Linked DNA regions of Homo sapiens: region 2 is linked to region 1. Evidence: chromatin contacts called from ENCODE POLR2A ChIA-PET data. All regions are on one chromosome and are shown on one strand. The core of a region is the stretch at or near the end of the contact, and the rest is flanking DNA. Distances in the headings are between cores, read along the strand shown.

Region 1 (4,936 bases), core at 421-2,920:
GGGGGCTGGGGGACCCCTGAAGAATTCCGCTGACCCTTCGGGAGATTAGCTTTAGCCTCAAGTTTCTTGCTGAGAATGGGTGGGCGGAGAGGAGGGGCCGGCTGAGGGGCTGGAAAACATCCCTAAACGTTAGCCTGGGCCCTGAAATAGTGCGGGAAACCAGAGCTCCTCTAAAGACAGAGGCAGGATAAAATTAGAAGACGTGGAAATCCCTAACGGAGGGAAGCTGGGCGGCAAGAGGGATCACGGTTATAACGGGCCAGTGGACTCCTGCAGCGCTTAGTCGGATCGGGTGTAAGGGGCCCTAGACGTCTATTTCAAGACTGTGATGGTTACCTCCACAACTCTCTTTAGGGCTCCTTAGGACTGAGGAATACTTTTTTAAAGCCAATTTTCCCGCCTTGTATGGTGTGCCTGAGCTCTGTGACCGCGCATGCAGAAATAGGGGTGTGTGTGTGTGTGTGTGTGTGTGTGTGTGTGTGCGCGCGCGCGCGCGCGCTTCCCATGAAAGCTTCCCCTAGAAGGTTGCCTGGCTTGGCTTGCCGTTACGCGCGCTCCCGGAACAAAGCCGCAGTGGGAGGTCCCGGCCCCGCTTGCCTCCTTACCTGCCGGCAGCCAGCTCCGGGCAGCCCAGCCCTGCACCGCGTGCAGGTCGGCTCGCGTCTGCCGCAGCTCCTCTAGCACCGCGGCCAGGGCGCGCCCCGCCTCCTCTGGGCGCTGCGCCTCCGCGCCCTCCATACGCGCCAGCCTGCGGCCCGCGTCGCGGGTCGCCTGCAGCAGCTCGTCCAGAGCACTGGTCAGCCTGGCCTCTGCGGGAGCCCCCGGCGCGCACGGCCTCGCCAGGCTTTCCGCGAGCCGGCCCAGCTCCTCCCGCAGCCTCTGCAGCTCGCCCCGCAGGACGTCGTCCGTGGCTTGCAGCAGCATGCGCTCTCTCATCTGCGAGTTCTCCAGCATGATGAAGAGCTTGTCCCATTCCGAGTGCTCCTGACCGCAGGCGCACGGCGTGGCTAGAGTACGGGATACACACACGTTAGCAGCCCGCCCAGGCCTGCCTTGGATGTGCTTTGTAAAAGCTGACCTCCCTCGGTGGTGCCAAGTTGCAGCCCGTTCCTGGCATTCCCCTTCCCTTTAAGGACACCTCCGAAAAACAGCATGTAAATGTCTCAGAAACGACAGAAATCATTCATTCAGGTATAGATTAAGTTGTACCCTATGAAATCGCCGGTTATGTAGCTCAAAACAGTCAAATATTGACGATTTGATATGATTCAACCCATTATGTACGTTACAGAAATAACTTTGAAACCTCCATCTTTCTTCAAGTGCTTCTCACTTTTGCATAACAAGCTATAAATTTTTAACTTGTCTCACTGGCCACAAAGTATATGTGTGTTATTTAGACCAAGAGGTGGATATGTAGTCAGGGTTAGCAGAGAAACAGTTAAAGTGAACTTACGGTCCTCAGTGGGATGGAGTCCATTGTCTATTTCGTTGTCCAAATTCACATACATGAGATCATAATCATCCGAGTTCTCGGCCAACACTGCAGACCAGAGAGCACAAAACAGAATCGCAAGGAGATGCATTGCTGGAGAGACGCAAAGTTCTTTCCACAGCTGGCGGGAGGAGACTCTCAAGTGAGCTGAGTTTGAGCGGAGGAGAGTGAGAGTGAGAGGCTGGAGCAGAGAGTCCTTAATAAATGCTGAGGAAAGCCTGAATGGGGATGAATGAGTAATGCTGGTGGCACTGCGGTAACGGGAGTTCCCCTGAATTTGGTGGGGGAGGGGGCTGGGTGGGAGAGCGAGGGAAATGTGGAAGTTGCACAATATTAAACCGCAAAGGTTTACGCTGCAGTCAGATTAATTGGAGGAGGGTCAGAGGGGAAAGAGGAGAGAAACTGGGCTTCTACTGTTCTCCTGAGAATTAGCTGTTGTAATTTGAATTGATAGCAATGGGGATGAAGGAGGGGTGGTAGGGGAGAAATTTCAGAGGGTACTGAAGCAAATCATCATTTCAGCATTTTCTGTGAGCTGTTATTATTTCACAACCCTTTATATATAGAAAACTTTCCATGTTTCCTTTGTACACTGTTTTACAGGTTGAAACTGAAAATGGTCTGATTCCAAGATAAACCAACATATTAAGAATAGTTATGGCTCTGAAAGTCAAGTCCAATCCGAGCTATCTTGTCTTTAATACTTGAGGAGTTGCACCTATACTTTTATAGATAATTTTTTTTTTTGAGACTGAATTTCGCTCTTGTTGCCCAGGCTGGAGTGCAATGGTGTGATCTCGGCTCACTGCAACCTCCGCATCCTGGGTTCAAGCGATTCTCCTACCTCAGCTTCCCAAGTAGCTGGAATTACAGGCACCCGCCACCACACCCAGTTAATTTTTGTATTTTTAGTAGAGACAGGGTTTCACCATGTTAGCCAGGCTGGTCTCGAACTCCTGACCTCAGGCGATCCACCCGCCTTCGCCTCCCAAATTGCTAGGATTACAGACGTGAGCCACCTCACCCGGCCTATGACAAACAACACAGTACAACTGGGTAAACCTAGAATGGGGAAAAAAAGCTGGGGGAAAAAAGGAATATACTTATTTAGTTATTTAGGTATGTTTCTTTTCATAACTTGGTATTATGTGGACATTATATTATTCTACAAGGTTTCGAGGCAAGGATCATGTTTTAAAAGTAAACTTAGAGATTTCTGCTTCTAACAATATATACAGGTCTGTGTTCACATGATATTAATAAAAACTTAAAAGGTACAGATGAGCTCCCATTAAAGTAAGGGGAAAATCCCGGAGCCAAAGATAGAGAGGAAAGCAAAAACAACAATCCCATGAGCTGATGCTAGGGCCCCTCTGGCATAGGAGTGAAGTGAGATAGGGGTTATTAGTTCTATAACCACCAAATGTTGATGACCATGTGGAAGCAAAGCTTAGGCCAAAGGTGGAGAGTTAGAAGGGAGATCCTCATGAAAGCCAGGACCCTCACAGGGTTACCTACTGTATTTCAGTAGGTACAATCCCACTCTGCCCTAGCACAAAGAGGTAGGAAGCAATCATGTCTCTCTTTGAACTCTACAAGGTCCCTTTGAGTTTGTGAAATTGGGCCTGCCCTCAGATATGTTTAGAATTCAAATATATACTATCTGCCACTGTGAAAACAAAAAAGAATTCACAATGATATTTGAACATATGAGGAAGCAAACCACTATAAATGAGAATCAGCAGAAACCAAAAAGGATTAGACACCTCTCCCCAAGAACTGCATTTAGTTGAAATATCAGCCAAAAAACTAGAAAATAAATATGTTTAAAACTACTGAAGCTCTAAAAGAAGGAATTGGAAATATGAGAAAAGAATAAGACATTGTCAAAAAGAAAAAGGCTAGGTGATTTTTTTTAAAGAACCAAATAAAACTTCTAGAATTAAAAAAAAAAGTTAATTGAAAATTTTAAAAGCTCAAGGCATGGATTAAGTGGCAAATTAGGCAAAGCTGAAAAGAATATTAATGAACTGGAAGACAGATATAAGGAAATAATCTAAAATGTGCTGCTTTTATGTTCAGTAATAGGATTCTAAAATCATTTCATTGTTCAGGAGGACGAAAAAGAAATTAATTAATTTTGCTTTGCTCAAAAATATTTGTTATAAGTTTAAGGACAACTACCAAATGGACATAGGCATCCGAATAGAAGGTGCAGGGGGAATTTTTAAAGAAAGACTTGATCTATGAAAAAAAAATTAATGAAGGAGGAAAGAAAAGCACAGAGAAGGATAAGTTAAAAGTACAATATTATTTGCTAAAATTAAATCAAAATATACCAATAATTACCATAAATATTAATGAAACACATTTTCCAGTTAAGAGACAAATATTTCTATTTGTCATATAGAAATATTTTAGTCGGGGCTCACGTTCAGAATCCCAGTACTTTGGGAGGCCAAAGTAGGAGGATCACTTGAAGCCAGGAGTTTGAGACCAGCCTGATCAACATAGCAAGACCCTCATCTGCACAAAAAATTTAAAAATTAATCTGGTGTGGTGATATGCACCTGTAGTCTCAGCTACTCAGGAGGCTGAGGCAGGAGGATCACTTGAGCCTGGGAAGTGGAGGCTGCAGTGAGCTGTGATCACACCACTGCGTTCCAGCCTGGGCGACAGAAAGAGACCCTGAAAAAAAGAAAAGGAGAGAGAGAGAGAAGAAATATTTTAAAAATCCAGCTATACATCACTTACAAAAGCTATGCATAAAACATAAAGTAGAAATGTTAAAAGTTAAAAGCTTTAAATTGGAGGGGAGGAAGAGAACACACCAAGCAAGTATTATTCAAAAAAGCTAGCATAGCAGTAGTAATATCAGTAAAAAATAGACTTAGGCAAAAGAGGATAGTTAAATTATGATACAAAGAAATACTTTAACAGGAAGATATCTCTGAATTATCTAGTAATATAGTTTCAAAAAATATAAACCAAAGGTTGACAGAATTATAAGGAGAAATGGGCAAATCCATAATCATGGAGGGAGATTTTAACAAAGCTGATAAGTTCACATATATCATAACTGATCATTCAAATGCGAAAAAAAAGCCTGCCAAAGGATACAGAAACTTAAACTACATAACTTAAAGCTTGATATAATGAAGTATATAGAGTACTGCCCAGATGGTTTGATGGACAAGTTCTACCAAACATTCAAGGAACACATAATCCCCGTTTTGTACAAACTGCTTCTGAGAATAGAGTGTTCAGGAATGTGCTAAATTCATTTTACATGTCTACTAAGTATGATACCAAAAAGAGAAAAGGACAATACAAGAAAGGAAAACTGCAATCTCTCTCATTAAGAATGTTGATGCAACAGCTCTAAATAAAGTATTAGCCAAACACAGCAATATGCATAAAAATACACATTATGCACAGCAA
Region 2 (5,543 bases), core at 2,762-5,261, 97 kb before region 1:
TAATCATCACTTCCACTTGCAGCTCATTTTCTAGAACTAAATCACATCACCACACCAAGCTGCAAGATCCCTTTTATTATGGGAAGGAATTTTCCAAATAATATTGGTATTTGATTACAAAGTGGAAAGTCGAGAATGTCTGTGAACAACTATAGTCTGCAAATATTTGCACTCTTTATATGCTTGTTTTTGCTTAATTGCATTTGTGAGATTCATCCATATTGAAAGTTATAGCTCTGGTTCATTAATTTTCCCTGCTGTATACTATTTTATTGAGTGAATATTCTACAATTTATTTACCTAGTCTTCTGTTTATGTTTTTTATTTTTGTTTTCTTTTTGGGATGGTTGACAGGAAGTGTTTAAAGAAATGATGCTATGAACATTCTTATGCATTTTCTGGTTCATATATATATGTGTGTTTCTTCAGGGATCTTAATACAAAGTAGAAATACTGGGCCATGGGTATATATCACCTCAATTTTACAAATTTTTGTAAAGGTGATCAAATTTTTCTATCAAATTTTTCTAAAGGTGATAGCACCATTGCACTCTACCAGCAGTCAGTGGTGTCCTTTGTACTCAAAGTCCTAAACAGTATTTGGACACTTTTTGGGTGTCCAAATGACAGAGCCTACCCAAATGAGAAGGAACCAGAAAACCAACTCTGGTAACAAGACAAAACAAAGTTCTTTAACACCTCCAAAAAAATCATTCTAACTCACCAGCAATGGACCCAAACCAAGAAGAAATCCCTGATTTACCTGAAAAAGAATTCAGGAGGTTAGCTATTAAGCTAATCAGATAGGCACCAGAGAAAGGTGAAGCCCAAAGTAAGGAAATCCAAAAAACAATACAAGAAGTGAAGGGAGAAATAATCAAGGAAATAGATAACATACATAAAAAACAATCAAAACTTCAGGAAACAATGGACACACTTATATAAATGCAAAATGCTCTGGAAAGTCTCAGCAATAGAATTTAACAAGTAGAAGAAAGAAATTCAGAGCTCGAAGACAAAGTGTTGGAATTAACCCAGTCCAACAAAGACAAAGAAAAAAGAATAAGAAAATATGAACAAAACCTCCAAGAAGTCTGGGATTATGTTAAACGATCAAACCTAAGAATAACTGGTGTTCCTGAGTAAGAAGAGAAATCTGAAAGTTTGGAAAACATATTTGGGGGAATAATCAAGGAAAACTTCCCTGCCCTTGCTAGAGACCTAGATATCCAACACAAGAAGCACAAAGAACACCTGGGAAATTCGCTGCAGAAAGATCATTGCCTAGACACATTGTCATCAGGTTATCTAAAGTTAAGATGAAGGAAATAATCTTAAGAGCTGTGAGACAAAAGCACCAGTTAAACTGTAAAGGAAAATCAGATTAACAGCAGATTTCTCAGCAGAAACCATACAAGCTAGAAGGGATTGGGGCCCTATCTTCAGTCTCCTCAAGCAAAATAATTATCAGTCAAGAATTTTGTATCCAGCAAAACTAAGCTTCATATACAAAGGAAAGATACAGTCTTATTCAGACAAACAAATGCTGAGAGAATTCACCACTGCCAAGCCAACACTACAAGAACTGCTAAAAGGAGCTCTAAATCTTGACACAAATCCTGGAAACACATCAAACAGAACCTCTTTAAAGCATAAATCTCACAGGACCTATAAAACAAAAATACAATTTAAAAACTAAAAACAAAAAAGCAAAATCCAAGGTATACAGGCAACAAATAGCGTGATGAATGGAATGGTACCTCACATCTCAATATTAACACTAAATGTAAGTGGCTTAAATGCTCCTCTTAAAAGATACAGAATTTCAGAATGGATAAGAATTCACCAATCAACCGTCTGCTGCCTTCAAGAGACTCACCTAACACATAAGGACTTGCGTAAACTTATAAAACAATTCAATGGAAAAATCCTTGAAAGTATTCTGCTCATAGAGAAGACAGTATAATAAACTGATCTGTAAAAAGGCTATAAACTATCATATTCTTATATTTTGTTGTAAGGAGTTCAAAGAACTCAGCAACATGGCTATCACATCTATGAAGAATCAACCATAAATATGTGTCTATTGTGAAGGCTCGAAATGGAATAATTAAGTGAACTGTAGAGGATCAAGCACTCAGCAGGAAGGTAAAGAATAGAACTTGTCCCTCTTAATTTGTAATCTGGACTTCCTGCCTAACTGCAGTTTTCTGACAATGCTGAATATGTATTCATTCATTTATTATTATTAATTCTTAATTTACAAATACCTATTACACACTAACAATGTACCAGGCACAATACTAGTGTAAGGGAGAGATATTTTGAACCCTTAACTTATCTTATTTATATATATATTCCCATCTCCTTTTTAAGTTCTTTCCCCCAATTCAACTAATTATGTTTTTGGGGTTCATAGATTTGGGGAAGTGATATGAAAACAGTAAGCAGAGAAAAAAGCTTCTCTTTGATTTTGTGTTTCAAAAAATTAGGCCCTCAGAGGAACACACAGACTTAATACAGCATAAAATATTTGAGTAAGAAACCTTAAAGATAAGAGCAAGGCTCCTATCTGTCCCCTCCACTCTTCCTTCTAGGAAATGATTCACTGAACTAAACTGAAAATATAGGAGAGTTGGAGGAGGGGTAATAGGAGTCCAGATGTTGATGGGTCTTGAAAAAGGGGCTTAGTGCCTGTTCCAGGTAGGAAAGACTGCAGAGTCATGTTGAGACAGACCACGCCTCATCCAACAACACAGTCTGTCCAGACCCCAGCATGGTGCAGGAGCTGCAAAATGATGTGGATTGCACCTGATAGAAACAGTGGTGAGATTCACTGGATGGAGGACGCCTGTGATTAGAAGAGAATGTCCCTCTGGTGGCCTTTGTGAACACTTGACAGAGACCTGGAAGGACAATAGTTGTCATTGCAGGTGCTGTGTGGACAGAGAACATGGACATCTTAATGGGGTGCCCATGTAATCCCCTTACAAATTGTGCACAACCCCATGGAAATGGATAGGGGACCACTTCAATTCATATTACATTTTTTACCTTGGCAGAACAGGGATTTGCAAATAAAATTGGACTATTTAATTAGTCTGACTACTATTTAATTTAATTGGACTATTCACATTTTTATCCATCTCTGTTATGAATAGTGATTTTATTGACTGAACCAGCTTTGGAATTACATAGTTTGGGAGGGAGATAATAAATGAGTAAGCAACTAAATTAACAAAATAATTATTGGCTGTGAGAAGTGTCAGAAAGGAAAAAATTAGGATACTAGAAAATAACCAGGACTGACCTAGCTAGGGTGGTGAAGGAAGGCCTGAAGGAACAGCCAGCACAGAGGCCCTGAGGTACGAGGCAGCATGGCCTGCTCTGGGTCCCACAGAAGGCAGCTGAGCCAAGTGAGCAGTGGATTAATGCTGGACAGGTGGTGGGGACCAGAGGGTACAGGACATTGTGGGCCATAATAAGGAATTGAGGTTTTATTTCATGTGTCAGGAGAAGTTAAGGGTTTTAAGCAGGATAAATAATAGTCAAATCTATATTTTAAGAAGACTAATCTGGCTTCTGTGTGGAGACTGGATTGTGGAAGGAGGAACACGAATGGAAACAGTGCTCCAGGGAGAAGCTTCTGCTGTGGTCCAGGCCAGAGACTGCAGAAACTTGAACACAAAATGGAAAAAAAAAAAAAGTGGAAAAATACAAGATCTATTTTAGACATAGAATCAAGAGGACTGGCTGATGCATTTGAGTGTGGGAAGAGGCACAGGTGGATGTCAGTGTGGCTCCCAGGGGTCTGCTTTTAGTAACCGGGTAGACATCAGGGCCGTTTTCTGAAATTGGGAAAGGAGGATGCTGGGAGGATGGTGATGCTTTTTCAGGGACGTGGCAGGAAATCAATTGCTTCAATTTGGACTTACTCAGTTTACTACGGCAAGGAGTCCTCCACATGGAGTTTTCAGACAGGCAGTTAGCTATGACTCAGGGGAAGTGTGTCAGAGGAGAGGTCTGGGGAGATATTCAAAGTCCTGCAAGTGGATGCAATTGTTTAGGAGAAGAGTGAAGGAGAAGAGAAGAGAGCCCGAAACTAAACAGGGAGGAATCCACCATTTAGAAGTCTGGCAGGCAAAGAGGACAAGGTGAGCCTGCCTTTAATGTTAGAATTGTCTTCATATTTCTTTCATTCTTCATTTTCCTCTTGCGGTAGTTCTGCTTGGTGACCAGTGTAGCCTCAGGGAGCTGACAAGAACCGGGCCTATTCCCCATATGTGACTCTTATAAGGCCTGAACGAATCTCCTCATGTCTTGGTTTCCTCAGCTACACAAAAAGGCCACTGTGGTAGCAGCCACTCCTTCCTTAGGGTTGGTGAGAAGTGTCAAGATGGAGTTAGGCTCAAGCACTAAGATTTACATTCAAATGCCAGCCATTTTCTCAGTCTTTATGAATAATCCAGACTTTGTGTTTTGGACCCTTAGACATAGTAACAACGCAAACGGAATCAAAATCATCATTCATATTATTAACAAACATTTCTGAGTAATGTTTTGAGTAAATGCCTAATAAAGTTTAAGAAATAAAAGTAACTCATGTTTATTAAAGAGGAATTACTAGGTTTCCATTCATAAGCTTCAATATCCTGCTTAATGGATTCCATACCTAACATAGAAATCCAGTGAATGAATTATGGTCAAACAGTCTACAAAAATTATATGGTTTCCTTTTTTACTGTTGTTTCCCCTACGTGAAATAACAATGAGGAATGTAGCTTGAATAAAGGCATTTCTTGTAACAGAATGAAAGCATTAGGGTGACGCTGGTTGTATTTTAGCTGACTGGAGAGCCTCAAAGCTTTATGGTCAGAATGTGCCCCCTTGTGGAAGATGTGAGTAAAAAACAGTAGAGAGGAAACAGTATTGTGGCCGAGATCTTGGGAAAGAATTGAAGGTGGGAGAGGACTAAAGAGGCAGGAAGCAATGAATTAAAAGCCTGTTGACTACACTTCGTAAAGAACCATATAAGGAAGAAGGCATTGTATCAAATAAGGAAATGAGTGTAGCCAGGTGGAAAGGAGAACCTGGGTTAGGTAAGCTCGCAGTCTTAGGTTCTAGAAAACTTCAATCATTAATAATGAGTATAAATGAAATAGCCACTGAATTAGGCATTTCAGAGTGCTGTCTCTGAGCTCAGCCTGGCTGGGTGCAAATCATGGCTCTGTTAGTAGCTGTGTGACTTTAGGGCGTCATTTTACTGTTCTCTAAGCTTCAGTCATCCCATGTGAAAAACAGAATAGTAACAGTGCCTTTTTAGATGCTGGCTGTTGTTGTAGGTAAAGGTTGCTGTGAGGAGTAAATGAGGTAAAGTATAGAAAGTGTTTTCAGTGTGGTGTCTGCGGTACTGAAATAGCTATCACTACTACCTGCCAGTGTGTGCATTTTAAAACAGTGAAAGACATTTCCTTTTCTATTTTTAAAAATGGCTTCCAGATACAGACAATCACCGACTACAGAGGAAAGCTCTGTGGCTCTGT

The links. ChIA-PET counts read pairs that join two places held with the same protein, here RNA polymerase II (POLR2A).
Region 2: POLR2A ChIA-PET joins it to region 1 with 11 read pairs in WTC11. The contact joins the enhancer-like site here to the promoter of PTX3 in region 1. POLR2A ChIA-PET finds 5 or more read pairs at or near these places in 6 of 52 experiments (H1, OCI-LY7, PC-9 and 2 more).

Annotation. Positions count from the first base shown.
Region 1 is chr3:157,433,584-157,438,519 of GRCh38, reverse strand. PTX3 (pentraxin 3) reads right to left here and starts at 1,670. Exons shown (of 3, transcript NM_002852.4): 1 at 1,457-1,670; 2 at 606-1,007. The coding sequence starts at 1,586. All of the region lies in intron 4 of VEPH1 (ventricular zone expressed PH domain containing 1), which reads left to right.
Region 2 is chr3:157,532,124-157,537,666 of GRCh38, reverse strand. No RefSeq gene overlaps it. Among named protein-coding and RNA genes, the nearest start is that of VEPH1, 31 kb to the right of the region's middle. RefSeq lists a cis regulatory region at 2,477-2,914. Within about 2 kb of position 4,011, at least 3 of the 41 ENCODE cell types and tissues checked have a DNase peak (open chromatin) inside an H3K27ac peak, as active enhancers do.